Regions from separate parts of the Mus musculus genome. Here region 1 is linked to region 2. Evidence: chromatin loops called from intact Hi-C (ENCODE). Cell type or tissue: heart. All regions are shown on one strand. Links, peaks and the distances in the headings refer to the core of each region. The heading gives the core; the rest is flanking DNA.

What was found. Hi-C counts contacts between places; a loop is a spot of excess contacts. Peaks named below come from ENCODE experiments on the same cell type or tissue, not always from the same donor. Only the 100,000 strongest peaks of a DNase experiment are listed, where the experiment ranks them.
Region 1: a loop joins it to region 2, with 15 times the contacts of the local background. A loop is called at or near these places in 32 of 42 quality-filtered maps.

The regions. Positions count from the first base shown.
Region 1 is chr6:129,255,422-129,270,885 of GRCm38, forward strand. Cd69 (CD69 antigen) reads right to left here. Exons shown (of 5, transcript NM_001033122.4): 3 at 14,568-14,767; 4 at 14,155-14,258; 5 at 11,903-12,948. The coding sequence ends at 12,840. Among named protein-coding and RNA genes, the nearest start is that of Cd69, 12 kb to the right of the region's middle. In heart, for the core only: a CTCF peak has its summit at 4,823; no DNase peak of the experiment used is centred there.
Region 2 is chr6:129,355,045-129,370,508 of GRCm38, forward strand. Clec12a (C-type lectin domain family 12, member a) reads left to right here. Exons shown (of 6, transcript NM_177686.4): 5 at 4,364-4,467; 6 at 8,850-10,259. The coding sequence ends at 9,018. Among named protein-coding and RNA genes, the nearest start is that of Clec12a, 13 kb to the left of the region's middle. In heart, for the core only: a CTCF peak has its summit at 11,035 (motif pointing left); no DNase peak of the experiment used is centred there.

The DNA of each region.
Region 1 (15,464 bases), core at 4,389-12,388, 100 kb before region 2:
GAGTGTCTAGTCTTGCAATTATCTTTGCAGTACCCAACCCCACCTTAGACCTTGTTCATTTTCTGTCACAATCGGATTTTACATAGCTATGGGAGTACAGACATCTTCCAGGGAGATAGTTTTTCTCTACTGTAGCAGTATACTTGGAAAGATGCTGGTTCTCTCCCCAGCCCCCCCCAACACCCCGCCACACCCCACCCCCAGTGTTTCCACTTTCCTGTCTATGTTAGGTTTTTATAAAGTCCTTAGGAGGTTGTTGTTCCTACCAAGATTGAAACTGCTCAAGGGCTGGAGAGATGACTCAGTGGTTAAGAGCACTGACAGCTCTTCCAGAGGTCCTGAGTTCAATTCCCAGCAACCACATGGTGGCTCACAACCACCTGTAATGGGATCCGAAGGGGTTTATTGAACTCTGGCCAAACTTAACATGGCCACCAAGAGAGTCAAACATTGCATTGTTCCACTCACCAGAGTAACAGCTCCTGGCAACAAGCAATGGAGTTTGGGCTCTGACGTCTCTCTGAAAACCTGTCTACTACGATTCCTAACCCCAGGTTACAGCGGCTCACTATGCGTGCTCAGAATCCTGTTATGCTCAGAATGTACACCGGGAACAGACTTACTCGGCAACTGGCTGAACCCCTGACTTGACTTCTGATCCCTGAAGTGATCAAAACTGATTTAAAAAAGTACTCAGTTAAGGAGGGGAATGGCTTATGTAGGAGAGAACGAAGGGGCAGCCTTATTCAAGGCTTTATGGCCAATCTGCCGCCCTCTGGCTCATCTTTGAAAGGCCTCAGGTTCTCAGTTCAGCAGCTTCTACTTCCCCCTTGTGGCTGAAGATACATCCTACTTCGATTGAGAGAGCATCATTCATTTTTTCTGTTAGAAATCACATTGGCTGGGCTTGGGATATCATTGAAGAGTAGAGTGCTTACCCAGCATGCCCGCGGCCCTACATTTAATCCTTAGTACCCTACCCCAACACAATTGATCTTTCATGAACTGAAGCCAACTAAAATCAAAAATAAAAATCACCAAATGCTTCAGGAAACAAGCCAAAATATCAACATGTTGATAGGAAATAAAAAGAGCAGTCTTGATCACATAGGATTTTAACAATTTAAATAATTACGTGTATTATAACTAGAGATTTATAATAGATTTTAAGGAATAAAAGAAATAACTGTTCATTTGGTGAGAGACCATCAAAAGTTAACCAGAAAATTTGAAAACTATAATCATAATCACTGAATTCAGAAACTCACCAGGCATAGTGGCACATACCTGCAGTTCTTGAGTTCAGGAGGCTGAGAGAAGAGGATTTTAAGTTTGAGGCCAAGCTTAGAAAAAAATAATTATATGATAATAATAACACTCACACAATTATATAGTCCTGGGCTACATAGTAAGAACCCGCCTCAATGAAACAAAGCAGACGGAACAAACCCTTAATGGACAAATTAGCAGAGTAGACAAAGGAAAATAGATCAGTCATAAACTGGAAAATGTATCTGAAATGTTGCCAACAAACCAGCACGTGATCAATGGTCATAAGAGCAGCGTGAGAGGTTGAAGGAAACCCAGAGAGAAAAGTCTCGGTGCGCATCTGACCTGAACACCAGAGGAAAACAGAAAAAAAGAGAAAGCATCAGAATGATGGCTCGGCAGATCTATCAGCTATCACTTCACACACCGTAAGCCTATCTTATCAACACTGATTACATCTGTAGCTGGTATACTTTCCTAATGGATTTACTCGAGGACTTTAGGGAAAGGGGTCTACTTATCTAAACAGCAGAAGAAGGCTTGGACAATTTGATGAGAGTTAAAGTTGAATTTCTATTTACTACCACCATATATCTAAGCTGAAAGGATTGTAACTTGCCTCTGCTTTGGGGATAATATCCCACAAGATGTCCTCCTGGATGCTCTGGTTAAAGAAAAACATCAACACAGGTGGATGAGATTGTTTGACATTGCTGTGACAGAGGGGTTTGCTGGTGTACTGGCTAGTTTTGTATCAACTTGACACAGTTTGAAGTTATCACAGAGAAAGGAGCTTCAGTTGGGGAAGTGCCTCCAGGAGATCCAGCTGTAAGGCATTTTCTTAGTGATCAAGGAGGGAGGTCCCCTTGTGGGTGGTGCCATCTCTGGGCTGGTAGTCTTGGTTCTATAAGAGAGCAGGCTGAGCAAGCCAGGGGAGGCAAGCCAGTAATGAACATCCCTCCATGGCCTCTGCATCAGCTCCTGCTTCCTGACCTGTTTGAGTTCCAGTCCTGACTTCCTTGGTGATGAACAGCAGTATGGAAGTGTAAGCTGAATAAACCCTTTCCTCCCCAACTTGCTTCTTGGTCATGATGTTTGTGCAGGAATAGAAACCCTGACTAAGACAGGTGGCATCAGAATCCAAGTCAGAGTCTTGATGAAGGCCCAAACATTGTTTAAGTCTCAATTCTTTCCCTTTAAATTTCCAGAATGTTTGCAAGAATAACAGTATATAAATCTTTCTAATAGATTTATTGATGAGTGCTCAAAAGGAAAAAATTAAGTAGTTATACAATACACAGTGCAAATGAAATAAAAACAGATATTCTAAGAAAACATGAAGTCTACTGAACTGGGTATTTTCTTACCTTTTAAACATTTAAATATGATCTGGAGAGCAGGGATCAGTGGTTAAGAGTATGTACTAATCTTCCAGAGGACTCCAGTTCTATTCCCAGCACCCACATTGAGAAGCTTATAACTGCTTGTAGCACCAGCTCCAGGGGCTTCACACCCTCTTCTGGTCTCTGCAGGAACTTGTACACATGAGTGTAAATAAATTATCTTCCAGCCCCACTCACTTAACAGTAATAAAATAAGTCTTAGAGAAAAAGTATACAAAAATCGCCATATGAAAGACCAACTCCAAGACTAACTGGAAATCACTGTTTAAGTTTTCTTTATATTGTAACAACTAAAAAATAAATTTTAAGGAGGGTGCCTTCACATGCCCATGTAGAAAACATAATTAAAATAAAAATGAACTTTTCATTGGAACATTTTAAAATCCACTTAAAGTTTAATACGAAAACTCGTGTTTCTTTTTGGCCTTTGGCCTTGGGATATTTTTCTAATGATTGGCACTGAGTCTCTAAAACACAGTGATATATACATCTCCCATAGTGGTATATAGAGAAAGGATCTTGCCATTTAGATAGTCCCAAGGAAAACTGACATGACCATGTGTATGCTTGCTCACTCAAGAGTCAGACAACACAAAATACTGTTACCTGTGGAGGAGATGGCTCAGTGGTTAAGAATACATCATGATCTTTCGAAGAGCCAGAGTTCAGTTCCCAATAACACAGTGGGGCCACTCACAGCTACCAGTAACTACAGCTTGAGGGGCTATGATGCCCTCTTCTGGCTTCCATGGGTACTGCATGCATGCACACACACACACACACACACACACACACACCATCACTACCACCACCACCACCACCACCACCACCACCACCACCACCCCAGCTCTCTCTCCCCCAAATCTTATAACTTGCAGCCTGTGAAGGTAGTTATTCCTGGTTGATTTTCCACAGGACAACCCATCAGTATCAATTCGTTATCCATTTAGTAGAACCTATGAAGTAGAACTGCAAAATTGAGAGGCAAAGTGCAGCATAAAAAAATTCCAAGTAGAAGGACAAAAGGTGTTCAACCTCCATTGTAACGAATCAAGTGTAAACAATTTGAACAACAAATATATGTATATATCAACTCAATATTTTTAAAAAGGTAAAAGTATCAAATTTAGCAAGCATGTTGAGCCATGGGAACTCATATACTGCTCCTGTGAATGTGGATTGAAATAACCGCGTAAGAAATGTATTTAGCATTACCTGTTATAAATGAGCAAATTAGGACCATATAATACAGCTATAACACCAAAAGAAATTAGCATATACATATCCCTAAGGAACTGAACAGGAACAACAACAGAAGCATCATTTGAAATATTAAACACCAGAAACCAACCCACATATCTGTCAGCCTCTCTTAACCACACAAGAAAGTACTATGTGACAATGTACAATATGCTAATAACACAGGATGAGTATGTGTAGTGTATAAGGTAAACAACCTTTAATTACCATGGTAATATGTTACTATGGTGGCATGCATAGCCACATTTATATTTAATATCAAGCAACAGATAATTTCATTACATCCATTGCTTTTAATTGACAGCAATGTAGTTTACATTTTCACACACATAAATGTTCTTTACTATCATATGATGTGCATGGAAATGCCATAAAGTAACTAGCTGATCATGGGTGAACACACAATGCCAGTCACATATACAGACTGAAATCATGTTGCTGAAGGGAAGGACCCTGGGGTATCTGCTGCATGATTTCGTGTGTCTAGAATATGCATAAATAAAAACGTAATCTTAAAAAACCATCACTTCAAAGCCCTTTCTACTTAAGGTGAAAACATTTGAAATTTATCCTCTTTGCAATTTTGAAACATACACATATCATTATGACCCATAGTCACCAACAAAGTTTTAGTTTTCTTTTATGTGTATGTGAGCATGCATGTGTGGAGGTTTGAAGAGAGTTTTCAGGAGTTGATTCTTTCCACCATTTGGCTCTTATTCACAAATATAGTGTTTCTTCTGCTAAATAGGTCTAGGGCATTGAGCTTAACTCATTAGGCTTGGCAGATCATCACTTTTACCTGCTGAGCCATGATCACCAACAGATAAATCATGTTTCACATAGAAACATACTTAAAATAAAAGTGCAGTGGCTCTATGTCACCACTAGAGAGCTCTGCAGTAAGGGTGTTGTATTGGGTTGAAAACAAACTCCTCTTTAATATTGGTAATTTGTCACTGGAAAGTACATGTGAGCTTTGAATAATGAAATTATTACATATAAGGGATCTATATTTGTGTTGGTTTAAATTAAACATATTCTTATGACTGACAACACTTGAAGTTACTAAGAAACAGAAAATTATCACTTTGGGAAAAATACAGTATATAAAATATAAAGATATTTTGTACACGTATCGTAGAATAGGAGGCCTAATCTTTCACTGTCAGAGATTAAGGCTAGCAGGTAACTTTCTTGAAGATGGCCCACCATTTTTTTTTTTTTTTTTTTTTTTTTTTTTGGCATGGCCTACAATGCGTGAGCTCTGAGAGGTAAGGTGTCAGGATTGCTTCTTGAAGCTGATATGCCTTTCCTGTCACCATTACACAGCTTAACAATTCCTGGTCATTATCCCACCTTATTGAGAAAATTTCCTGCAGACCAATATAAAGATGAACATTCATGAATTAATGGTGTTTAGATGAGTTAATGGTTTTACAGAATTCAAGATTTGATTCAAGTAATTTTAGGAAAAAAGTTTTTTTGGGAGGTTTAACTTGATCGATTTTAAATTTATTACTATTACTTATTCACTTTTGTTCGGGACCCACTTGAAGACCAAGCTGCACTTCTGCTACATATGTACGAGGGGCCTAGGTCCAACCCATGCATATTCTTTGGTTGATGGTTGAGTCTCTGAGAGTCCCAAGGGTTCAGGTTAGTTGACTCTGTTTGTCTTCCTGTGGCACTACTATCCCCTCAAAGACTGCAATCCTTCTTCCTATTCTTCTATAAAAGTCCCCAAGCTCTACCCTCTGGCGGTGGATATTATCTCTATCTGTCTGAGTCAGCTGCTGGGTGGAGCCTCTCAGAGGACAGCCATGCTAGACTCCTGTTTGCATTACAACAGAGTATCATTAATAGTGTCAGGGATTGGTTATTGCCCGTGGGATAGATCTCTAGTTGGACAGTTATTGGTTGGCTGTTCTCAGTCTCGGCTCTATCACCAATTCCTGCATTTCCTGTAGATAGGAAAAGTGTTGGGTCAAAAGTTTGTGGGTGGGTTGGTGTCCCTATTGCTCCCCCATGGTTCCTGCCTAGCCACAAGAGGCAGCCTCCCTAGGCTCCATATTCCTAATGCTATGAATCACAGCTAAGGACACCACCACTGATTCTTGGGTGCCTCCCCTATTACAAGTCTCTGTCTCTTCCTGGAAATGCCCCCTACCTAGTCCACCCCCCATCAGTTGCAAATTACCATTCATTCTCATGGCCATCCAGCCATCCTCTTGCCCTGACCCTAGACTTCTCCACTTCCCTCCTGATCCCCTCTCCCACCCAGTTCCCTCTCTCCATATGCCTTCCATGACTATTCCACTCCCCCTTCCAAGTGAGACTTAAGCATCCTCATTTGTGCCTTCCTTCCTGTCCAGCCTCCTTAAGTCTGTGGAATGTAGCATGAGTACTCTGCACTTCATGGCTAATATCCACTTATAAGTAGATACATACCATGCATGTGCTTTTGGGACCTGGTTACCTCACTCAGGATAAGATTCTCAAGTTCCATCCATTTGCCTGCAAAATTCATGATGTCTTTTTTTTTTTTTTTTCCTTAGCTGAATAGTAGTAGTCCATTGTGTAGATGTACCACCTTTTCTTTATCTATTCTTCAATTGAAGGTCATTTAGGTTGTTCCCATCTCCAGAACACCAACAGCTCAGGTTCCAAGATCAGCAACTGATAAGTGGAACTTCAGGAAACTGCAAAGTTTCTGTAAGGCAAAGTACACTGTTGCAAATGAAGTACTGCTTTGAACTTATCAACATCCGTCTATAGCTCCCATTTTATGTAACATCTTATATATGAGGTAATTTTCTGAAGAACTTTTGTCTAAGAAGGTATGAAATAAGGTTGTTGGCTTGGGAGGCTCTGCCCCATCCATCTGTCCATTCATCCAGTTGTGGTGTGTGTGGTGTGTGTGTGTGTGTGTGTGTATGTGTGTGTGTGTGTGTGTGTGTGTGTGTGTGTGTGTACACATATACATGTGTAGGAATATGCAAGCATGCGTGAATACTAGTGGAGTTGATTGAGACAGATGACCATGCCTAACCAAAATACATGTGTGTGTAAATGTGTGTATGTCTATGCATATTTAAATGTGTAAAGGATTTTAATTATTTTCCTTTATTTTTAATATTTTATATATGAGGTAATTCTTTCTTACATAGATTACTTTTTGTCTAAAAGCTATAAGAAGCTGAAAGCAATAAAAGAAAGGTGGTGTAACTGTTTTCTGTTTCACTCAGTATGTGTGTGTGTGTGTGTGTGTGTGAGTGACTCTTTTCCTTTCCTTTCTTCTCTCTCTGGCTCAAAAAGAGTTAGCAAGCCTCTCACCCGGCGAGCAAGGGCTCCTTTGAGTGAGATAGAAGGGAACCCTAACAATTAAGCTTTCTCTCTCTTTTTTTCCCCCTAATCTTATGATGCTAACAGAAAGTGTTTATTACCAGAAACCAATGGCTTTTGGCCTTAAAATAGCAAAGAATTATTGACAGAAGGATTGCCAAAGATAAATAAACTTCGGTCTCTCCACTGACTCCATATCCCTTGGCTGCCTTTTTCAAAGAACTGGTGCCATTGGAGGCCACTGGTACAGGAACACTTGTGGAGTTGATGAGACAAATGGTGGGGTCCAGCTTGTGTGTGTGTGTGAGTCTGTGTGTATGTGTATATGAATGTGTGTATACCTATGCATATTGCCTGTGTAAAAGATTTTATTTTCTTCTCTTGTCTAAGTAGTCCACAAAGAGTTAACAAGCTCAGAGCTTCTTGTCTGGCCAGCAAGAGACTCCTGGCTGGCTGACCAGGGAAAGGAGCCCTAGCAAGAGATCCTTTACTTAATTCTCCACTGCTAAACATTGTTAATTAAACAGTGTTAATCACTAGAAGCTGGCAATTTTTGGTCTTAAGCTAGCAAAGAGTTAATGATAGAAAAAAAATTACCAAAAAGTAAGCTATTTTTGCCTTTGTAATTGCAAGTTTTGCCACTTCAAAGGGCAACACCCCCATTGCTACCTTCCCCAGGAAACTGTATTGCCAGGAAGGTCCCCAACATTTCATATATACACATTTTCTTCATTAAAGTTCCCTAGGTTTGGGACTGGGGGGTAAGCACTCAGGTAATTTCCTGTAAACCTGCTTCCCACCTTAATTTGTAAAATAAAGGAGAGCTAATGATTGGTCAGATAAAAGGGAAGGTGGAACAGAAAGTGAGAGAGAGAAGATAATATTGGAAAAGGAAGAGGACACAGAAGAGGAGGAGGAAGAAGAAAAGCAGAGCAGAAGCACATGGCCTGGAGAAACCACAAGTTCTAAGGGGTCTCATAGATGTGGAAGATGGTAGTGTAGCAGTAGATCTGCCCAATCTAGGTGCACGGCATATATTCATTTTAACTGTGTTGTGTTTTCATTGCTCGGGCCTATTTGGGTTGGAGATTTACCACAACAAAATTAATAGAAGTCTGTGGCTCTAGGTAAAGAGCATAACAGATAGATATTATAATAGGTATTAATTAAATAAATGTCTGCAGCTTCTGGTAGAGAGCACAACAGACAGGATGGCTGCTCTAGGCAGAGAGCTTATTAGTTATGAGAAATTTCATGTCCGGAATTAGATAGGGAATATTAGTCACTGACTCCAAGTAGAGAGAGCAGTGATAATCACCTGCTATGAGCAGGTATTATTTAATAGAAGTCTGTGGCTCCAGGTAGAGAGCATAACAGATAGATATTATAATGGAGATTAATTAAATAAATGTCTGTGGCTCAAGTTTGAGAGCACTCTAATAAATCTTACAGGATACTCATATTGTATCTAACGTGGACTCCATGGGAATTTTGGGTTTAAATCCTGGTTTGACAAGCTGTTTCTTATAAGCAGATATAGAAAGGAGAGGAGAGGAGAGGAGAGGAGAGGAGAGGGGAGGGGAGGGGAGGGGAGGGGAGGGGAGGGGAGGGGAGGGGAGAGGAGAGGAGAGGAGAGGAGAGGAGAGGAGAGGAGAGGAGAGGAGAGGAGAGGAGAGGAGAGGAGAGGAGAGGAGAGGAGAGGAGAGGAGAGGAAAAGGAAAGGAAAATAGAAGTGTGAATTAATTGTTTTAAAGATGGTATAATAAAGTCTGCAGGAGACTCATATTCTGTCTAATGTGGGCTCCAAGGGAATTTTGGGTTTAAATCCTGACATGACAAATTAGAAAGGCCTAAATAGGCTAAAATGTGTGTGATTTTGAGTATTGTGGTGGTTTTATTGTTCCTCTGGGACAGAGAGCAAGCTACAGGTTTTCCTGGTTACCGGATGAAGAATATGCTGATTTGGGGAAAAGGTTTTGTCTTTGTGTTTGGAAAAGGTGATTAAGGTATTTACACTTAAGGTAATTATAATTTATTTATTATGTTGTATATGATATATGTGTGCTCACACACACTTGCTGTGGGGCATGGAGCCATCTTGCTAGCCCTCATTATCATCTCTTAATGTTGAGTAGCAGAATCACATTATATTGCATTTGGAGAATTAAGTGCTTCCTGAATTTTACTGCTAGAAATTGACCTTGCACATCAAAGATTATTTGTTTTAATTTTCTCTTTCTCCAAAGTAGTCATATCACAGAAAAATGTATTTACTATTCCATATTTTTGGTAAATTGCTTCTAGAAGTTAAGCTGAGCTAAATCACACTGCCTCCAGCTGTCTTTTTAGCTGTACCTTTTCAACACAAGACCCCTAGAGATTCATGTTCATTTTCATTTCAGTTATATACTCAAGCTGGAGTGATGAAATGGGAGGATCAGTTTATAAAAGAACATTAATATACTAATGTTGCAAAATATTTATTTTTCATGTGTGGAGGTCAGAGGACAACTTTTGGAAGTCAGTTCTCTCCTTCTACCTTGGGCTCTGGGGACTGAACTCTGGTGGTTAGAGTTGCTTAGCAAGTGCTATGAGCCATGGGGGAACTTCACAGATTCAATATTGACAAAGCTTTAAATACTAACATTTCAGTGGTACCTTTCCTTTCAAGGACAGTTCATGTCTACCATTTATTCCTATGGCTGAGAAGGAAGAAAATAAAATTATTCTGGAAAAAATTGAAATAAGACACAAAACACTGATAGTTTTCCTCAGCTTATATTATTGCAGTCACTTAAGGTGAGTGTAGCTTATAAGATTTATTGTGAAATTATCCAAAAGTTTGACCATAGTTAAAAAAAAAAGAAAGAAAAAAAGAGTTCTGTACTTCAAAAGGGTTTTGATAGCAACATACATATTTTCTGTCACATCCATTACATAACAATTTATTTTATTGCCTGTTTCACATGTGGATATAAACTCTACACACTTGTATCAGGTAGTGGCTGGATATTTTAATTCTACTACTAAATGTATGCTACTACATGTAACCTATGTATGCTATGTAGAAGTAGGCATGCTTTGAATAAGTAATACTTTATACAATACAAAAAATTTGTGGACATAGTGTTTCACATGTAAAATTATCAATAGCTGATATATCACATGACTACTCTGAGCTTTTGGTGGTGTTTTAAGGTCATTTTGCATACGTTTCTTATTAGTTTCAACTCAATCTCTAATTAAATCTAAAGGTTAACTCATGATCCACTGGATGGCAGAAGTAAGACTCGGGTCAGCTGTCTCTCATCCTGTGGCTCTCAACAGCAGTGTTTCCACTTACACATCCACACCATGCAGATCACAAGTCTGTTTTTCAACATGAGTCAGGACGGGGCTGTGGTTATTAATGATAGAATATTTAAGTGAGGAGGCCACCTGCTTCATTCTGTAGCTATGGAACTGAGACTCTCAGTGGCCAGTAAACTTCATGTTATTTTTCATTAAGAAGAAACTCTAAATCCATGTTTCTTTTCTATATATCATAAGGGTGAGCACTATATATATATAAAACACTTGTATTCAGGCATCACAAAAGGATGTTATTGCAGCATTCATTCTGGGAGTGATCAAAGATTTTCCCTGATGGAGTAGCCCTTGAAGGCATCCATGACCCACATATACTACATGAATTAGTGTGTGTGAATAAAGTATATAGTGAGAAAGATGTTTTCAGAACAGAGTTGAACAAAATGTTTTCAGAACCTTGGATATGTTGAGATTCAGAGCATCTGATATATGCAAAAATGAGTGTATCCTTTTGGCATGAATGTGTGTTAATAAGACTAGGGTTTTGCATTGTGGAAGACTTTTAGTAGGCGTTCTACTGTTCTCTGTTTTCCAATATGGTATAACTTGCTGCTATTCTTTGAGAATTTCATACATGTATGCAAAGTGTTCCAATCATATTCACCACCACCTTGTCCTCCAACTCCTCCAAACTTCATGTCCTTTTCTTTTTATAAATCCCATTGAGTCCAATTAATGCTGCTAATTCACAATTAATTCACCAATTAATGCTGTTCATAATGCATGGATATGGGGTCATTCACTGGAGCACAGTCAATTACTGGGGACATACTTGGGAATAAGAACTGTCTGCTTCTCTCCTAGTAGCTATTGACTGTCAATAGCTTCTCAGGTAGGAGTGAGGATGCCCTTGCTCTTCTTCCATCCTGTGGGGATGTTGCCTGGCTTGATTCTGTGCAGGTCTTGTGGCTATAAATTCATGAGTGCAATGGTTCTCTCAAGCCCAGAAGATGTTTCTTACCCAGTCCTCCCTGACCTCTGGATCTTACAGTTTTGCTGCCCTGGCTTCCATGATATTTCCTGCACCTTTTTGGGGAGAGTTCTTATTTTGTGGCTGTGCACTTCACAGCCTCCAATTCTCCATGCTCTGACTAGTTTGGAGACCTTGCATTGACCACTGGCCACTGCACAAAGACTCTTCTCTGGTGAGGTTTGTGAACTTCACTAATCTAAAGGTTTTGAGACCCCCCTTCCTGGAAGGCAGTTTGATGCTATAACACGGTACTTTGAATGCAGTTTGAATGAGAACCGCTGGAAACCATTTATCTATTCTTTTATTTTCACATACATAGAAACAGCTTAAACTTTATAGTGGGTTTTAAAACACAAACAAATATATAAACACTTTATTGCACATGGGAAATATTTTGGACAAAGGACTGGGAAAGACACAAACAGGTTATGTGACAAGACTGGAGTTATTCCAAGGTCAAACCACAGGGTGTGTCCTGACAGAGATCTGCCACTACACGTATTGCACTTTTCTTTCCAGCACTTTGAAATCTGCTCTACAAATATTACTCATATGCTGTGCTTTTGTTTTCTTCCTTGAAATACGCTACAGAGGTTTTTAAAGGTTAAGAAATATGTACCATTGAAAATTAGCTGTCTACACGGAGGAAGTTAAAGAAAAGGCCACTCTTATTCTTTGGGGGAGAACAATTGACAAAATAATGAGGCAAAGTTTCTGTAAATAGATGGAGTTACTGCAAAGCTTGGTTTCATAAGCATTGTTCTATTTGTGAATGCTTTTTGAATTTAAGAAAATCATTAATCAGTCAAATCTTCCTGTACCTACATTCAGCTCTTCCTACCACTGAAACCCCTCCAAATAGTGCAAATGCGTAAAGGCACTGGCTGTAGCAGTCATTCGGCAATAAATAGTAACTCTAGAGCTAGTCAGTTCTATTCATTCTAGGTTTAAAAAAAAATAAAGTGCGTTGATGAGGCTTCATAGCCATCCTCTCATCCTTGATGTGATTAGCAGTCAGTTGGTGACAGTTTCAGCTCCTGGTCAAGGGATCTTCCTGGATCTTCTTCCTCATGTCCCACAGTTCTATCTGGAGTTGATCCAGGATGATGTAAAGTTGGTTTGTGCAGTCTTTGTGGAAAATTCAACTGCAGAGCAGTATCCAGTTACACAACTTTCCTGTGGTGCTATGGCACAGTCATTTATACATCTATGTATCCTCGTCATCTGGAGGGCTTGCTGCAGACCCAGTGGAAGTTTGCCTCACAGTCCACAGCGGTAACATTTTTGTGGTTCACGGACACGCACCTCCCAGACCCCGTCAAGTTGAACCTGTCAAGCCATAGAGACACTCAGATTTATTTCCAGCCCATCATTTCTAGCCAGTTACACGACAGTCAACTTTGCAGGGGCCTCTGCCTTTTCTGTTTGCTCCCTGAGTAGGAAGCACAAAACACAAGACATCCAGCCAAGTAGCCGTGGTTTAATGTGTAGAGGCAACAGAAAACACTGGGAGGGGATTATTGGTAGAGAAAGTAGGCAAAGCTAAAGGCTCTATTTTTCTGATTTTAATGGGCATTCCAGCAAAATTCATTATCATATTTCCCCCATAGATCCTTCAAAAAGCACAGTTTAGGGGCTTAGGGAATGATCATAGGTAATTTCACCAAATACTGATATTTTATTTAGACCATCAGTGGTTTTCTTGTATTCCTTGGTAGCCTAGCCATTGGGCCACATGCCAAAAGTCCCTTTACCAGAAATGCAATTTGTTTGTTTTTGAAAGAGGGTTTCACTATTAGACTAGGTTAGTCTTGGGTTTGCAGAAATTCACCTCCCTCTGCCTTTTGGGTGCTGAAACTAAAAGCATGTAACTCTGTGACTAATTCAGAAATATAGATTTTTAATACTGATAATTGTATCAGACATTATAGAAATGTTAAGAGAGTGAGAAATTTATTCAACTCAGAGTTTACATAGTGTAAAGATCAACACTAAACTTATAGAATGTTCCTCAAAACGTGAAGTCTGACTTAGTAATAGGTAGTGACAGTGTCTTTATTGCTGGGGGTATGTGTGAATTTTCCATAGATTCAGATACTTATTATTAGGCACTAAACTATTGCCCTTTGTCCCTATAGGGATGAAAACTGGGAAATGGAATTGAAGCAGGGAATTCTTTCCCAGCAACTACTTCACCGCCCTTCACGAGAAGTGTCCTGAGTCTGTGTCAAACTCACTAAGGCTACTACTGCTCACACTAGTGTTTTGCTAAGACAAAGTTAAGTGATGCGACGGAGTTACTAACAGTAAAGGATGACTCTCAATAATTCCAAAGAGCATAATACGCATAAAAGCAGTGATGGGAGCTGTGTGAGGAAGAACTGAACCACCATGAACAATGGAACTTAGAAAGAAGAGAAGGAAGGAAATGTTAAAAAAAAAAAGAAGAAGAAGAAGAAGAAAGAAGAAAAGGAATCTATGTCTTAAAAAAAAAGTGTCAGCCTAGAGAGGACAGTGAGTTTTCTTGCAACTTACCAGCTGTTAAATTCTTTGCCATTTGCCCATTTCCATGTCTGATTAGCTTCATTTTTCAGCCCAATCCAATGTTCCAGTTCACCAGAATATCGCTTCAGAAACGTCTTAAAGCAAAATGGAGTCAGGTTACAAACATGACTGAGCATCATCACTAAGTTGATTGTTGCTAGCTGTGCATGGCATCAGCTCATCTGAATTGTTGGTCTCTGAAACTAAGCAATCAAACCACACTGGGAGACTATACAGCAGACTATCATTTTGACCTTTTTAATTGTTCATACAGTGCTCCCTGCCTCCACGACTAAGTTTCGCTACATGTGAGACAGGTGCCCAGTTTCCACTTAGAACAGAGTGGGACCACAGAAGATGTAAATAGAGCAACAGTGTTTGGTGGGATCAGTTGTGAATCTTACCATGTCCTTTTCTGAATCAATTACAGCAAGAGTAGCAGCATCTTCAGAACAAGAGCGTTGGGCCAAGGCCCAACTCTTGGTTGTGGTGGAGAAGAAGTAACATGTCCTCTTGTATGAAATCCACTCATTCTTGCAGGTAGCAACATGGTGGTCAGATGATTCCAACTTCTCGTACAAGCCTGGGCAATTGTACTTGCCCACTGTGGACAGAAAGGACATTTGTCTTAGTAACAGAAGAAACCAAATCCTCTCCACAGGTAAACCGAGTCTAGGGGACACTCTGCTCCTTTGTAAGGAAGAAGAAAGCAGACCTCAGCTACCATCTGTCCAGTGCCCAGTGTCACTCAGGACAGGATGGGGCATGAACAAAGGGTTGTGTTGTCTTGGTCGTTATGCCAGAAAGTGTCAGAGAAGTGGGGGAAAAAAAATCTCAAAAATATCATTTGGGCCAAAAGGAGAAACAAATATTGTAAATTCTAAGTGATGTTTTGAACATAAATGCCCACACAGAAGAATTTGATCAAGAATTTGATTCAGGCAGCAGAGGATAAAATACATAAGGAGGCCTGGTAGGAGGTGGAGAAAGGAAAAGTGTGGTCAGAAGACACTAGATGAAAAATTTTCAATTAAAAATACAATAAGAAGGAAGGCTTGGGGTATTTCTTCAAATTGTAACATTTATTTGTAGAAGACATAGATGTACCATGCATGGTGGCACAGCATGTCCCAGCTGCCTCTGGGAGTTGCCGATTGTCATAGTAATCCAGAGGGGTTAGTCTTTTGGCTTGAGATAAAAGGCAGAACTATTGGCCACTTTTTGATTAATCTATAGGTTGGCATACTGTTTTTCCTGCCAATCTGAATGAAAAGTCTGCATTTTTTCTAGTTAAATGTCCA
Region 2 (15,464 bases), core at 4,800-12,799:
TTGTCATTATATTAGATCTTTTGTTATATCTTTTGTTGAGTAGGCAAAAAAAAAAAAATGCCAGCTTAACCCAGATAGGTTGATATATATGTAGATAAGCAGACTGCGTTGATGGAGAAGAAACAAATGCTAAACATATATTTCACAGAACTATTAGGATCAATGAAAAGTGAGTTCTCCTGCTAATTTATTTGTTGATGTTTAAGTGAGTGGTTCTCAACCTTCCTAATGTTGTAACCCTTTAATACAGTTTCTCAAGTTGTGGTGACTCTCAACCATAAAATTATTTTTGTTGCTACTTTATAACTGTAATTTTGCTATTGTTATGAATTATAAATATCTAATATTTCTGATGGTCTCAGGCAAGGCCTGTGAAGGGTTCACTCAACCCCCAGTGGAGTAGTGACCCACAGGATGAGAACCACTGGTCTAAATAATGTCTTTGTATTTCACGTATTAGTCAGTAGTTCTGATCTTTCACGTAGTAATCCTTTATTATTTTTCTTTGAGATGAGTCTCACTCAGTATCCCCAGCTAAACTCCAATTCACAGCAATCCTCCTGCCTCAGCCTTCCAAGGGCTAGAATTATCAGTGTGATCTGCTGATCCTAGACTGTAGCCATTTATTGTGGAGTAAAAATATCACCTTAATGGCTCGTCTTCTCTACCATGAGAAACATGTCATCTTTTATAGGAGAAAGGAATTCTCCTATAAAATAGATTATTCTGTCTCACTGACTTTTCTCAAGTGATTATTCACAATTATTTACTTAAAAAAATAACTGACTTAACCTCCCCTACCCCTATGTTACTTTGGCCAAAAATTCTGGGTGGTCTCTGGGCTCTGTAGTCACTATTTTTCTCTGACACTATGGCACTGTGTTCATCTTTTTCTGTTAAGTCTGGTTTGCAACCACTAACCACTTCCTTTGCCCCAGAGTGAATATTCAGTTGCCAAATATTTAAACCAGAAAATTAAGTTTTCACTGACTCTATACTAATGTTATTCAATGAATCAGTAAATTCTCTTCGTCATCAGCGGTGAAGGCTGAAGAGATCTCAGAGACTTCAACCCATTGTTGCAAAGTTCTTTGCAAAGAATTCAGACACAGAATGCAAAAAGTTGAAAGATTTTATTAGAAAGCAAAAGTAGAGCTGGAGAGATCACTAAGAAGTTAAGAACAATGGCTGCTCTTCCAGAAGTCCCGAGTTCAATTCTCAGCAACTACATGGTGGCTCACGATCATCCACACTGAGACCCAATTCCTTTTTCTGGTGTGTGTGTGTGAAGACAGAGTACTTATATATATTAAAATAAATAATTGCCTTGTGAGAATTTTACTGAAAAAAGATTCTGGAATGAACTAGGATTTGACCAGGATCTACCCTTTCTGTTTGTTCTGACCCAGACAGGTTGGGTGTGTTATGGTGTCAGATGCAAGGAAGAACTGTAGTTTTTGCAAGGCTGATCAGAACATAACAATGAAATAAATGACTATTTGAAATGACCAGGGTCAGCCATGGTTCTGACCAGCTCAGGTGGTGGTTTTTATTGCTTGAACTGTTACAGGATATCCTGCTGTAACACAGCTCTTTGATTGCATTAGCCTCTGGGCACTGAAGCTTCTGTATCATTCTTCCTGCCTCTACACAGCAGGCCCTTCTTTCTTTCTGCTAGGCAGGGAAATATGCTGTGAAACACTGTGGAACATCTTTTTATTATTAACTTGTTCTCTCATATGTTACACCCCCACCCTAATTTTCTCTCCTCTCCACTCAGCCCATCCCTCTAACCCTCCTCTGTTACCCTTCACAATAAGGCATGGCTCCCAGGGATATAAACCTAACACGCAATATGAAGTTGCCATAAAACTAGACCCCTCTCCTCATACTAAGGCTGGTTGAGGCAACCGGTAGGAGGAAAAGTAGGAGTAGGAGGAAAAGAGTCCCCAGAGCAGGCAACAGAGTCAGAGACAGCCCCACTTCTTATTAGGAATCCTACAAAACCACAAAACTACACAATTATAACATAGGCAGAGGACCGAGGTTAAACCCATGCAGGCTCTTTGATTGTTGATCCAGTCTCAGTGAGCCTCTGTGAGTCCAGGTTTGTTGATTCTGTGGGTTTCCTTGTGGTGTCCTTGATACCTCTGGCTCTTACAATCCTTTCTCCCTTCTTACTCAGGATTCCCTGAATTACACCTAGTGTTTGACTGTAGCTCTCTGCATCTCCTTTCTTCAGTTACTTGGATAGAGCCTCTCTAACGTTGATTATACCAGAAGCCAGGCTCCTATCTATGAGTATAGGAGAGCATCATTAGGGATAGTTTTACTTTTTTTTTTCTTCTGTGCATGTTTGGTTCTATCCTAAGTCTCTGAGCCATCTGTCCTCTGGTTTATGGTCCTACAGACTGTGACAGGGGTAGGCTTCCTGTCGGGGTATGGGTCTCAAGCTGGACCAGTCATTGGATGGACACTCCCATAATTTCTGGGCTACCTTTACCCCCAACACATCATGCTGGCAGGATTAATTGTAGGTCAAAGGTTTTGTGGCTGGGTTGGTGTCCCAATCCATCCACTAGAAGTCAAGCCTGGTTAAAGGAGATTGCCATTTCAGGCTTTGTATCTCTGTTTCATAAAAGTCTTAGCTGGAGTCATCCTAATAGATTCCTGGGAGTTTCCACTACACTAGGTGTCTACCTTGCCCCCAAATTGCCTCCCTAACCCCAAGCTACACTTGTCTCTTCTAATACCCTTTCTTTTCATCCTCTACCAACCTGATTCCTCCTGTGAGCGTCCACATCTGCCCCTAGGACACACACAATATCTATTCTATTTCCACTTCTTAGGGAGATTCATGCATCCCCCTTAATCCTTTCTTGTAACATAGCCTGCTTGGGTCTGTGGATTGCAGAATAATTACCCTTTACTTTATAGTTAATATCCACTTACTAGTTAGTACATACCATATTTGTCTTTCTAGTTCTGAGTTACCTCACTCAAGATGATCTTTTTTCCTAGTTGCATCCATTTGCCTGCAAATTCCATGTTATTTTTTTTAACAGCTGATTAATACTCCATTGTGTAAATGTACCACATTTTCTTTACCCAGTGTTTGGTTGAGTCACATCTAAGTCGTTTCTAGTTTTTGGCTATTATGAATAAAGCGGCTATGGACATAGTTGAACAAGTATCTTTGTGGTATGGTGGAACATCCTGAGAGTATTTGTCTAACAGTGGGTGGTATACCTGGGTCTTGGCAAATCTATTCCCAGTTTTCTGAGAAACTACCACATTGATTCCCAAAGTAGCTGTACCAGTTTGTGTTCCCATCAGCAATGGAGTAGTCTGATTCTGTTTCATATCTTACCAGCATGAGCCGTCACACATGCTTACGTTTTTTTACCTTAGTCATTCTGCCAGGTGTAAGATGGAATCTCAGAGTCATTTTGATTTGCATTTCTCTGGTGGCTAAAGATGTTGAACATCTCTTCAAGTGTTTCTCAGCCATTTGGGATTCATCTGTTGAGAATTCTCTATTTAGATCTGTACCCCATTTTTAATTGGATTATTTGGTTAGTTGACATCTAGTTTCTTGAGTTCTTTATATATTTTAAGACTAAGTCCTAAGTCAGAAGCAGAGTTTCTGAAAATCATTTCCCATTCTGTAGACTGCCATTTTGTCCTATTGATGGTGATCTTTGTCTTACAGAAGTTTTCAATTTCACAAGGCCTCTTTTATTAATTGTTAATTGTAGTGCCTGAGCCATTGGTGTTCTGTTCACGAAGTTGTCTCCTGGAACACTGATATCTTAAGAAACACTATCTATCTGTCTATCTGTCTATCTGTCTATCTGTCTGTCTATCTATCTATCTATCTATCTATCTATCTATCTATCTATCTATCATCTATCAATCAACCATGATCTATATATCATATCTATTATCTATTTATCTATCCCTTTTATTTTGAATATATGTATATATATGTATATATATCATATATCATCCTGTATATATATATATATATATATATATATATATATATATATATATATATATCATCCTGAGTGCAGCTTCCCCTCCCTTTCCTCTCCCCAGTCTCTCCCTCTACATCTCCCCTTTCCCCCAGAGCCACCTCATCTCCACCTCCCCTCAGAGAAGAGCAGGACTCTCAGAGTCACTAACCAAATACAGAATAAGAAGCTATAATCTATAAATCCAGGCACATAGTCTCACATCAAGGCTGGACAGGGCAACCCTTCTAAATGACATTGAAAAGTGGTAATGCTACTCCAAAGCTCTCATATAGTGTACAGATGTAAGAGACAACTTGTTAAAAAGGCTATTTCTGTTTCTGTAGGAATTTATAAAGTACAAGAAGCTACGCTATTTTTGGCTTGCATTGTTGCCCAGAAAAGATCGCACACAATATCCACTAAGTGAGAAGATGTTCCTCTCTGAAGAGTAAGTCTTTGGTCTTGTTGAATTTTTATGGTTAATCTTGAATGGAGACAATTTCTTCAGGAGCTTGGTAGATTGCCATTAACAGCAGCTTCAGTAGACACCACTTTTTTAAAGGCAACTGCCCCATCAGACTTCTGGGAAACCTACATTTGATTATGTAGAGAGTTGCCACACAAACCCTGCCATTATTTTGGCAAATCTCCAACAACCTACAGTAACCAAATTACAGGAACTTTTTTTTTTTTTTTTAATTACTGCTTACGGTTAAGAAGAGTGGAGCAAAAACCATTCACTAGATACCTTTAAGTACTTAATATTGCACGATATTCTGGAATTCAAAAGTGAATAAAAGATTGACAACTTTAAATTAGTCATCTTTGAGCTATATGTATAAGTTTGTGTTGAGAGTGCATGCATGTATGTTTGTGTGTGTGTAGTACATGTATGAATGGTGCACTTATATGTGATGCACATGTGGTATGTGGGTATGCGTATGTTATGATCTATCTATCTATCTATCTATCTATCTATCTATCTATCATCTATCTATATCTATCTATCATCTATCTATATCTATCTATCTATCTATCTATCTATCTATCTATCTATCATCTATCATCTATCATCTATCTATCTATCTATCTATCTATCTATCTATCTATCTCTAGTGCTTCTGGTGGAAATCAGAGGACAAATTCTGGTGTTATTTTTTAGATGTTCTCTACTCTCTCTTTCTTGAGGCAGAATCTGTCACTTGCCTGGAACTCTCCAACAGTGTAGGTTTCAGGGAGCGCCGGTGATCTGCGTGTCTGTGTCTTCCTAACACTAGGATTATCAGTGTGTGTTACCAAGATCAGATTTTATTCATGGGTTCTGGGGATTGAACTCAAGTCCTGTGCTTGCTAGGGAAGGACTTGGCTGATTGAACCATCTCCACAGTCCTGAAGTGGAGACTGTTGAGTCTAGTGATCGAAGACTCAATGGACAGACATTATAGCATCAAGAATTATATGAACTTAGTACACATAGGCTGCACCCATGGCTATATATGATTTTATAAGCATATTTAAGAAGGTATTTATAAATATACTGCTACAACTGGAATTGCACATTGTATTTGTTCAGCTTTCTTTTTTAAAGATTTCTTTCTTTAGTTATTTATTTATTTTATGTATGTGAGTACACTGTAGCTGTACAGATGGTTGTGAGCCTTCATGTTGTTGTTGGGAATTGAATTTTTAGGACCTCTGCTCACTTCCGTCAACTCCACTCACTCAGTCCCTGCTCGCTCCTGCCCAAAGATTTATTTATTATTATACATAAGTACACTGTAGCTGACTTCAGACACACCAAAAGAGAGCGTCAGATCTCATTACGGGTGGTTGTGAGCCACCATGTGGTTGCTGGGATTTGAACTCAGGACCTTCAAAAGAGCAGTCAGTGCCCTTACCCACTGAGCCATCTTGCCAGCTCTGTTAAGCTTTTTAAATGAGAATAAATGACGGTTTTATTTGCAGATAAAATCCCACTATATTTATTTTCTTTGAAATTTGGGAAACCCAATATGAGACTGGAAAAAGAAATTCTCAGTCTGCCAGATATTGATTCAGGCCCCACTTTTGTCATGAGGTGCAGAAGAGTCAGTGCTCACAGAAGCTGTAACAGGGTGTCTGAGACCTTGCACAGGACTTGTAGGTAGTTATGGGCTGTGAGCTAGGAACTAAACTTGACTTCTGTGCAAGAGCAGTGTGCACTTTAACCACTGAGTCATCTCCCTAGATCTTATATTGGCTAGGCAAGAACACTACTATCATGTTGCATTTCAAGCTTGTTAGTTCTGTTAGATCAGGATGCATCAAATAGGAAGTCATCCAAGGCCACCCTGCTGAAATTCTACCATGCGGAGGCTAAGCACAGTGACTTCTGCATGCTCACCACTGTAGGTCATGCCACAAACACTAGCTTCTGTTTCATGTTGTTCTTCCACTCAGCTAGAAATAAGTGTAGGAGTGTGGGTCAGAAAGGCAATGCAATGACAGGAATGGGGATAATTCCACATCGAGGAGAGATGGATGGAAGTCTCAAAGGTCCCATTTGCAGGGAAGCAGTACAGCCAGCATCAAGATGTGAATTAGGAGGGAAGACTAGGGGAGTCTTAATCTTTATAAAGAAGAATAAACATACATTAGAAATCACAACAAAAGAGAAGATAAGGCATTAAGAGCAGTAGATGTTTGACATTGTCAAACAATCCTTAAATAATAAGTGTAAGATCGTCATTCATGTGACACATGGGTGTGTGTGTGTGGGGTTGCATGTGTGTGTGTTTATGTGTATGTGTGGGGTGGTTTGTTTTGCGTGTGTGTGGGAGGGGGTGTATGTGTGATGCATGTGATGTGTGGTGTTATGTGTGTGTATGTGATTGATATGTGTGGTATGTGGTATTTTGTGTGTGTGATATGCCTGTGATGTGTGGGTTTTGTGTATATATATATATATACACACACACACACACACATATATATGGTATGGTGTGTGTTTTTTTGTGTGTGTATGTGTGAATGGTATGTTGTATAGTGCTCTGTGTGTATATAATTTTGTTGTTATTATTAGTGTTATTTGGTTTTTTCTGGAAGAGGGTGATGTTTACTTTGACATAATGGAAAAATCTCATTTTTTTCAACATTTACTTTAATTCTAATTATGTGTCTGTGTGTATGTTTCTTTATATGAGTATTCACACATGATTTTAGGTATCTATGGAGGCCAGAAGCATTGTATAGCCTAGAGCTGGATTTATAAGTGATTGTGAGCCACCTAATATAAACTAGGAGCTAAACTCAGATCCTCTGGAATTTCCATCTTAACCATAGAGCCATTTCTCCAGCTCCCTGGAAATCTCATTTTTGAAAATTTAGCTTGGTACACTCTTGCACAGTCTTAGGGGTAGACCTGACTAGGATTGCAAGAGAAGGAAGAAAAGATAAGCACCTAGATAGATAGAAAGTCTAGGCTGTCAGATGGAAAAGCTGAGGCCCCTCAGAAATTCACTCTGTTTATTATATACTGTTGGATGAGGTGGTGGGGTGTTTCAGGTAGATAAACAAGGAGCCAGGGATTATTGTATGCAGCTAAACAAGGAGGCAGTTTCAGTAGGAGCAGCCTCTGAAGGGGAGTGATCTTCAGGCCACAAATATCCAGGGGGAGGATGTCATGGTGAAAATTTTCTGCATATGTCATCAACATCAGCACACAGACCAGAGGAAGGCTTTGTCTGAGGGTCTGAGGCAGTGGTCCTTAACATGGCCAGCTCATGGCAACAACATACCCACTCAAACCTTCCCACACTCCAGGCTTCTTCTGCTCCTCATATGAACTGATGAACTTATTTGATGACTTTTATCAGTCTAAGAGTCAATGTCATGTTTATCAGAACGACAATATGTTCAACTTATAGATATGCATTTATCATCACTTACCCCATATTTCAGGCTACTAGTTAGTAGGGCTGCCTGAGATATTGCTATTGGGAACTATCACATGAGAGACAGTGCAGACTTGAGGTTTTCTTTCTTCTTCTTCTTTTTTTTTTCACACACATGCACACACACACACACACACACACGACTTAGGTTAGAGAGAAACATTTAAAATGTAAATAAAATAAAAACGAAAAAGATAAACACACAGAGAAAGAAAAGAAAAGCTAAGGTATGACTTTTATGAGGAAAGAAACTTTTAAAGATGCCATTAAGTTCACTTCTGTTGATCATCTACTGATGGGCATGCAGCCTACCCTTCAAAGAATAGATTCCCCAGTGAGACTTCCTTAGGAAAAAACTGTAATTTTCATTTGCAAGTGATCATCAATTGGAGATAGCTTCTGAGTCAGGGATGGTGGCATGTGTCCACTTCTCTTTTTAGTTCACTCATTGGTAAGTGGATATTTGCCCAGAAACTTAGAATACCCAATTTGCAAAACACATGCAACTCAAGAAGAAGGAAGACCAAAGTGTGGAAACTTTGCCCCTTCTTAGAATGGGGAACAAAATACCCATGGAAGGAGTTACAGAGACAAAGTTCAGAGCTGAGACAGAAGGAAGGACCATCCAGAGAGTTGAAGTTTTCTAAACTGGGTTTATGACATTATTCTAATTCCTATCAGCCACAGGAAGAGAGGCTACGTCTGGAATCAAATGACAGAAAATATTCCAGAGGTGGGAAATCAAAAAAATAGTTTTTCCCATCACATATTCTTACCCATCATCAACTGAAATTTAACTTAGACAGTAGATCACACAACCAATGTTATTTTGAAAATTCTCTTCTGTGGGTATAATCAAAATACAACTTTCCAAGTGTACTTATTTTTTCTCTTATAGGTCTGAAAGAAGCACAGATGACATAGATAAGAAGTACTGCGGATATATAGACAGGGTCAATGTTTATTATACATACTGCACTGATGAGAACAATATCATATGTGAAGAGACAGCCAGCAAGGTGCAGTTGGAAAGTGTGTTGAATGGCCTCCCAGAGGATAGCAGGTAGCTACTCTGAGTTGCTTGTCCCTAGCTGCTCTCCTGCTGTGATGGTTTGAATGAGAATGGCCCCCAAGGGCTCATTTGAATACTTGGTCCTCTGCTGGTGGAACTGTTTCAGAGACACCAGAAGGTGTGACCTTGTTAGAGGAGGTTGTGTCATTGAGAGTGGGCTTTGCGTTTTCAAAAGCCCATGCCATTCCCAGTTAGTTCTCTATCTTGTGCTTGTGGATTGAGCTGTGAGCTCACAGCTACTGCTTAGGACCTTGTCTGCCTGCATGCTGCTATCCTCCTCACCACAATGGTCATGGACTCTAACCCTCCCAAACCAGGAGCCAAATTAAATGCTTCTTTTTATAAGTAACCTTGGTCAAGGTGTTTTTGTCACAGCAATTGAAAGGTTGCTAAGACATCTGTCACTCAGAAGAACTGTAGGCAGTGTGCGTCTCCTCTCACACAAACACAGTAGCAGCAGTACAACTACAGTCCTGCCTCTCTGTAGTGTTTATGTCTAGATTTCTTTGTCTCATTTGCTGACTGCCACGATACTAAGTCATAGCTTTTCACCATGTATTTTCAGCATACAATGCGCTGAACACAAGACCATGCAGCCTATTTCTTCTCTTTTTTTTTTCCCCAAAGATAAACCAGGCAAATTTCAACCTCAAAGAAAATAAAGTCTGGAAAAATATAGAAAGCATAGTACGATAAGAACAATTTGTATTAAAGATGTATAAATACTTTAAAAAGATGTGAGGGAAAATAAACTTTGCAATTGACATAGCGAAGCATTTGATGAGTACTTTATACCCTGTCGTAATAAAGCTTAATAAACTAGGAGTAGATTTCCCAAATACAATCAAGCTTTGACATGAAATAAACAGCAAGCAAATGAACAAAACTCTGAAGTTTGAATTAACATCATAGTTCTAGCAAGAGAAAACATATTCCTAGTTTTAGAATAAGATAAGAATGAACGTTATTAAATCACTTCATTCGTCATTATTAATACGAAGAGCAGAACACCAATGGATGTTAAAAAATGAAGCTGGGCAAAGATCAGAATTAGACCAAAGCTGGGAGGACAATAGATGGGAGTATCTATTGCTAACCCACCCTGGTTAGTGAGGCCAAGTGGACTGAAGAAAATACCAGAGATCCATGTGGGGACACCAGGGGATGCCACACATTTGGGTTCAGGAGTAGAGCGATCAAAGCACTTCTCATTTGTATTATTAAAGCAATCAAGACACAAGGTGGCTTTTCGTCTCCAATTTGTGAGGGGGACCTGAAGGTTAGAGGTCAGTCTTCTTGGAAGTACCTGGTGTTGAGTAGGTTTTACAATCACAGCAAAAGAATATACTTGGTGTTATGTCTTATCATCTTTGGTCATGTGAAAAGAGACAAGAATATTCTTCCTAGGCCTTTGCCTTTCCCACAGAAATGATTTGGACACACCATCCATGGTGTTGCCTTCATGTCCTTCCTTCCAAGTGCATCCACTTACCAGTTCCTGCAATTTGGTCCAGACCGCAAACATATGGAAAAAACATTGTGTACTCTGTACCATCCACAGGTCATGGTAAGTTCATAGCTTTCTTCCACAGGCTCCCTCAATCTTTCATCTTTTCTTAATGACCTTCAACATCATGATCCGCAGAATGTTCTGAGTTTCCAAAGAATTCAGAAGAGAATTATTCCCTTATACTACTAGATAAGATGCTCTTTGCTGAAATCTATGAGACTATTGACACTTGGTTCCAGGTGAAAATAATGTATAAACATTTGTCACTGTGTATAGTGTTAATGCATTGAAACTGAATCTTAACACTTTCAAATCTAGACTTTTGAATTTGTTCGCTAAAACAATTGTTAGTGCTAGCTGCTGCACAATTATGGTAGTAATAAATAGTTTGGTAGAAGATCTGTAGTGAAATAGACTCCGGACACACAGAATACTGACCAAGAAAAGCTTCAAGAGGCTAAGAGGAACCAGTTTTTTCCCTGGAAGCATACTGCCCTCTAGTGGTGGCACAGAAGAACTTTCCCCTGGCGTCTTAATAAAGGGAGCCTTTAGTTGAAATAAAACCACCACAGGTCTAACTCTGATGGAAATAGACCTGGTCTCCACCGGCAGCGCCCCTGCACCGTGTCCATCCAATCCTATTTACTGTGGAAGGCATTGAAAGATACTCAACCAAGCGGGGTAGTGCACAACTGTAATCTTAGAACTCAGGAGGAGGCTGAGTGCAGGGGAACAGCTGGGTTCTGGGCCAGCCTCAGCTACACAATGATTTACTATTACACCCCAGTTGGTTTCACAGACATCTACACGGTCTTTCTTGTTGAATTTAGTAACTCTGGAGAGATTTACAACCCACACACTTTTGGGTCATAATTAATCAGTTGTATGGATTTGACTTACTTCTTTAAATGAAACTACCTTTGGGTATGCAAAGAGAAAACATATTTTAAGCACAGCAGCATCTCTTTCCCAGGCCATAGTGTTTGGTCACCGTGTTTATCACAGCAACAGAGAATAAACTAGGACAGCCTGTGGTCCCAGAATTATGGAAGTGGAGGCATGAAGGTCAGAGTTCAAGGTGATCTTCAGCCCAGTGACTTCAAGTCCAGCCTGAGATCAGCCTGTGTCAAAAAAAAAAAAAAAAAAAAAAACCAACCAAAAAACAAGCAAACAAACAAACAAACCAAAAACAACAACAACAAAAAAAAACCCAAAAGCAAACTAAAAAGAAAAGTGTAGAACTTCACTATTTAAATGACCTTCCACTCAAATAAAAGTCTCAATATGCTTTGTGGTCTTTGAACAACATAAATCGTAGAAAAGTAAAAGTTTCAAATGAATACAATCCAATGGACACCATGTCTATTTAAAGGCTATGGGCATTTCTGAGGCAGGATCAGGATTTAATAAGAGAAAATCCCAAAGACTCTCAGAATATTAAATATGGAGATAGAGAATTACAAAGTGAAATATCAAAACTCCCTTCATTTATCTTTCTTTAAATTTTGTGTATTGTTCATGAGGAGAGCAGAAGAAGACATCTGAGCTCCACGCATTTTCAGCACACTTGTGCAGGAGGCCTGCCTTGATAATTGCGTGCTGGAATCTCTTTGTGGTCCTCGATATTCTACAGGAAGCTCTCTTAATCTTTAGTCATTTTTCCATACCTGTCTTTGATCTCATTAATGAAGCTTTAATGGCAGAACCTTATGTATGAGGATTTAATAAACTGATAGAAATATTTAATTTACTAAATTAAAACCCTGATGCTGCCTCATCCAAACCTCGCTGAAAGCAAGGGAAGCGACCTAAGTGTTGTAGCTGATGCTCAACAATCAGTTGATCTCGGAGCAAAATCCCAAATAAAATAAGATCAGACCCAAAGCTTGTTTAATAACATATATCATGATGAAGAGCGACATTCCTAATGACCTTTAACTGAATATCTTATGAGTGGAAAAGCAGTTGGGAATATGTTAGAGGGCCTGTCATCCTGGAATTTTCTGAAATGCAAATTATGCATTGAAGGAAAAAAAATGGAACTTCACAGAGTCTACTACTGATGGAAAATATACTGGATGCATCAATGAAAGAAAAAGTTGAGCAGAGGAAGAGAAAGGAACTGAGTGTTGGTAGAAAAACTAAAAGCCCCACTGCTTAAGAGAACAATGAAGTAAATTCTCTATCTGTGAAAGAAAGAAGTTGCTGCTCATTATGGAGAGTTCTTTCTAACATTTACCATCTACTAATTTTAGATGATACCCTCCCCACAGTGGACAGGCAGTGCTCTGTTTCTCCATCTCCAGAGAGCACCACATCCAATGAGCCTGGCTAGGTAGGATTAGCTGTCTTCTAAAACTCCTTTCTGGCAGAAATGAGAAACAAGCTGTTTATTTCCAGGGTGATCTGATTTCATTTCTGCTGTCCACCATTGTTTTTGTCTTAAGAACCCAGTTCATACCACAGTGAGGCTGGCTGTGTTCTTAAAAACCTTCACAGGGAGGGAGGGACCTGGGTGAGAAAGGGGAGGGGAATGGAGGGGAAAATGGGGCAGGGTAAGGTGGGTGGGCATCGTAGGAGAGAAGCCCAGAGTGCCAAGAAAATGAATGGAAATATGTGGCTGCCAGGGATTGGGGGAAGGATTAGAATGTCCCAGAGACTTGGGATGTGAGAGACTCCCAGGACTGATTGGGAGTGACCTTAGTTGAAGTATCCAACAGTGGGAAGATGGAACATGAAGAGACCTTCTCCAGTAGTTAGACAGGGACCCCAGTGGAGAGATAGGGACACCACCCCACCTTCCAAATTTTTCACCCAGAATTATTCCTGTCTGAAAGAAATGAGGGGACAAAAACAGCAGAGATTGAAGGAAAGGCCATCCAGTGACTGGCTGGCCCAACTTGGGATTCATGAAAGAGTTAGGGGAAGGACTGAAGGAGCTAAAAGGGATGGCAACCCCACAGGAAGACCAACCGTGTCAACTAACTCGGACCTCTGGAAGTTCCCAGAGACTAAGCCACCAACCAGAGAGTATACTCGGGCTGGGATGTTCTCTGAGGCCTGTCGCACATATGTAGCAAAGGACTGCCTTGTCTGGCTTGAATATAAGGTGGTGGGGTTGGGATGGGGAAAGCACCCTTTCAGAGGCAAAGAGGATGGGGTAAGGAACTCTGGGAGGAGAGACCAGGTCGAGGGCAACATTTGGGATGTAAATAAATAAATAAATAATAAATAAATAAATAATAAATAAATAAATAAATAAATAATAATAAATAAATTAATTAAAAAGACTTTTACGTTGTATCAGACTTTTTTCTTGTATGATACAATGATATATCCTAGTAAAACCTGTTATTTGTTTTCAGACAGGATTTTGCCATATAATTCAGGTGAGGCTCAGTCTTGTGTTTGTTCCCATTCATTGGCTTGAACTCATGGTCCTCGTGGGTTTTTTGCTTATTTGTTTGTTTGTTTTTTAAGCCTAAAATAAAGCTTTTCCTGAAGACAAGTTACTATCAAATCATCACAGCAAAGACATGCCTAAGAGCAGGAGACAAAGACAAGATGAAGAGGCACAGAGTGATTTTCGATTTTCTGAAGAAATTCTCTCCTCTCTCTCTCTCTCTCTCTCTCTCTCTCTCTCTCTCTCTCTCTCTCTCTTACACACACACACACACACACACACACACACACGCACACACACACACACACATTATCTCTCTCCCTACCCCCCAGCCCCCATTTTTAGAAATAAATAAGCAGACAGAAATATTACATCAAACCTAAGAGGTAGAGGATTCCCACAGGAGTTTACTCATGGGGGTAATGTTCTCAGAAACACAGTTGCTTAATTGGAAATAATGGCCTTTTTTAAATCAGTTCCTCCCGAGTTTGTTTTGTTTCTGCAGAGCTTTCAATTCCAACTGATAAAGAATGAGAAACATGAACAGGCATGGATGCTATCTTTGTCTGCCTCATTTCTGGGCAACATCTCACAGGGGACACAGGAAAAATAAAAATAACCCACATACAGCAGCCCCAGATCTGGGAATTCCCTGGGCTGCCCTCCACCTGCCGCTGACCCCTTAGCCCCTGCTCCCTCATCCTGGATACCTGGTGCATGGCTGCATGAAGAATGTCTTTGTCCACACTCTGATGATTTTCCTAGAATAAGCGGGAGATAGAGAAGAAAAGATTTGTCCCAATTTGCTCCCTATTTCTGGAATAAATTAGATGCTATGACCAAAAGGTCATGGTTTATTTCCCTTATAGATTACAAAACCCAAAACAGGAACTTGAAAGTAAGAGCTGAAGCAGAGCCATGGAGAGTGCAGCTAACTTGATTTCATTCCCAGGCTTGCTCAGCTTGTTTTTAATACAACCCAAGAGCAGGAGCAGCACCTCCCCGGTGAGATGGGCTCTTCCACATCAACCGCACACAAGAAAACACCTCACAGACTTTCCTATACAGGCCAATCTTACGAAGGCATTTTCTCAGCTAAGGTTTCCTTCCCAGACGACACAGACTTGTGCCCAGGTGACAAAGAAAACAAACCAAACCTAACCAAACAGAACAAAACAAAACAAAACAAAACAAGTACAGTGTTGAACATCTCCTTGCAAGAAAAGCATCAGTGGTGAGAACCACTCAGAGCACTCTGTGGGTCGGGGCACAGACTAGAAGGACTGAGGGGTTCTATCGTTCAAGGACCCACAGGGAATGGTCCTAGAAATAACAGCTATATTTATATTTAATTGGTATTCACTCGACACCTCCTTTGTATATCTCATTTGTTTCTTACACACTCACACACACAAAATGCTGGGGAAAAGAGGATCTTTAAAATCATATATGTATATATACATATATATGATATATATGTATTAAGTATATATTATATATAGTGTTTTATTTACTATTTTTATAGATT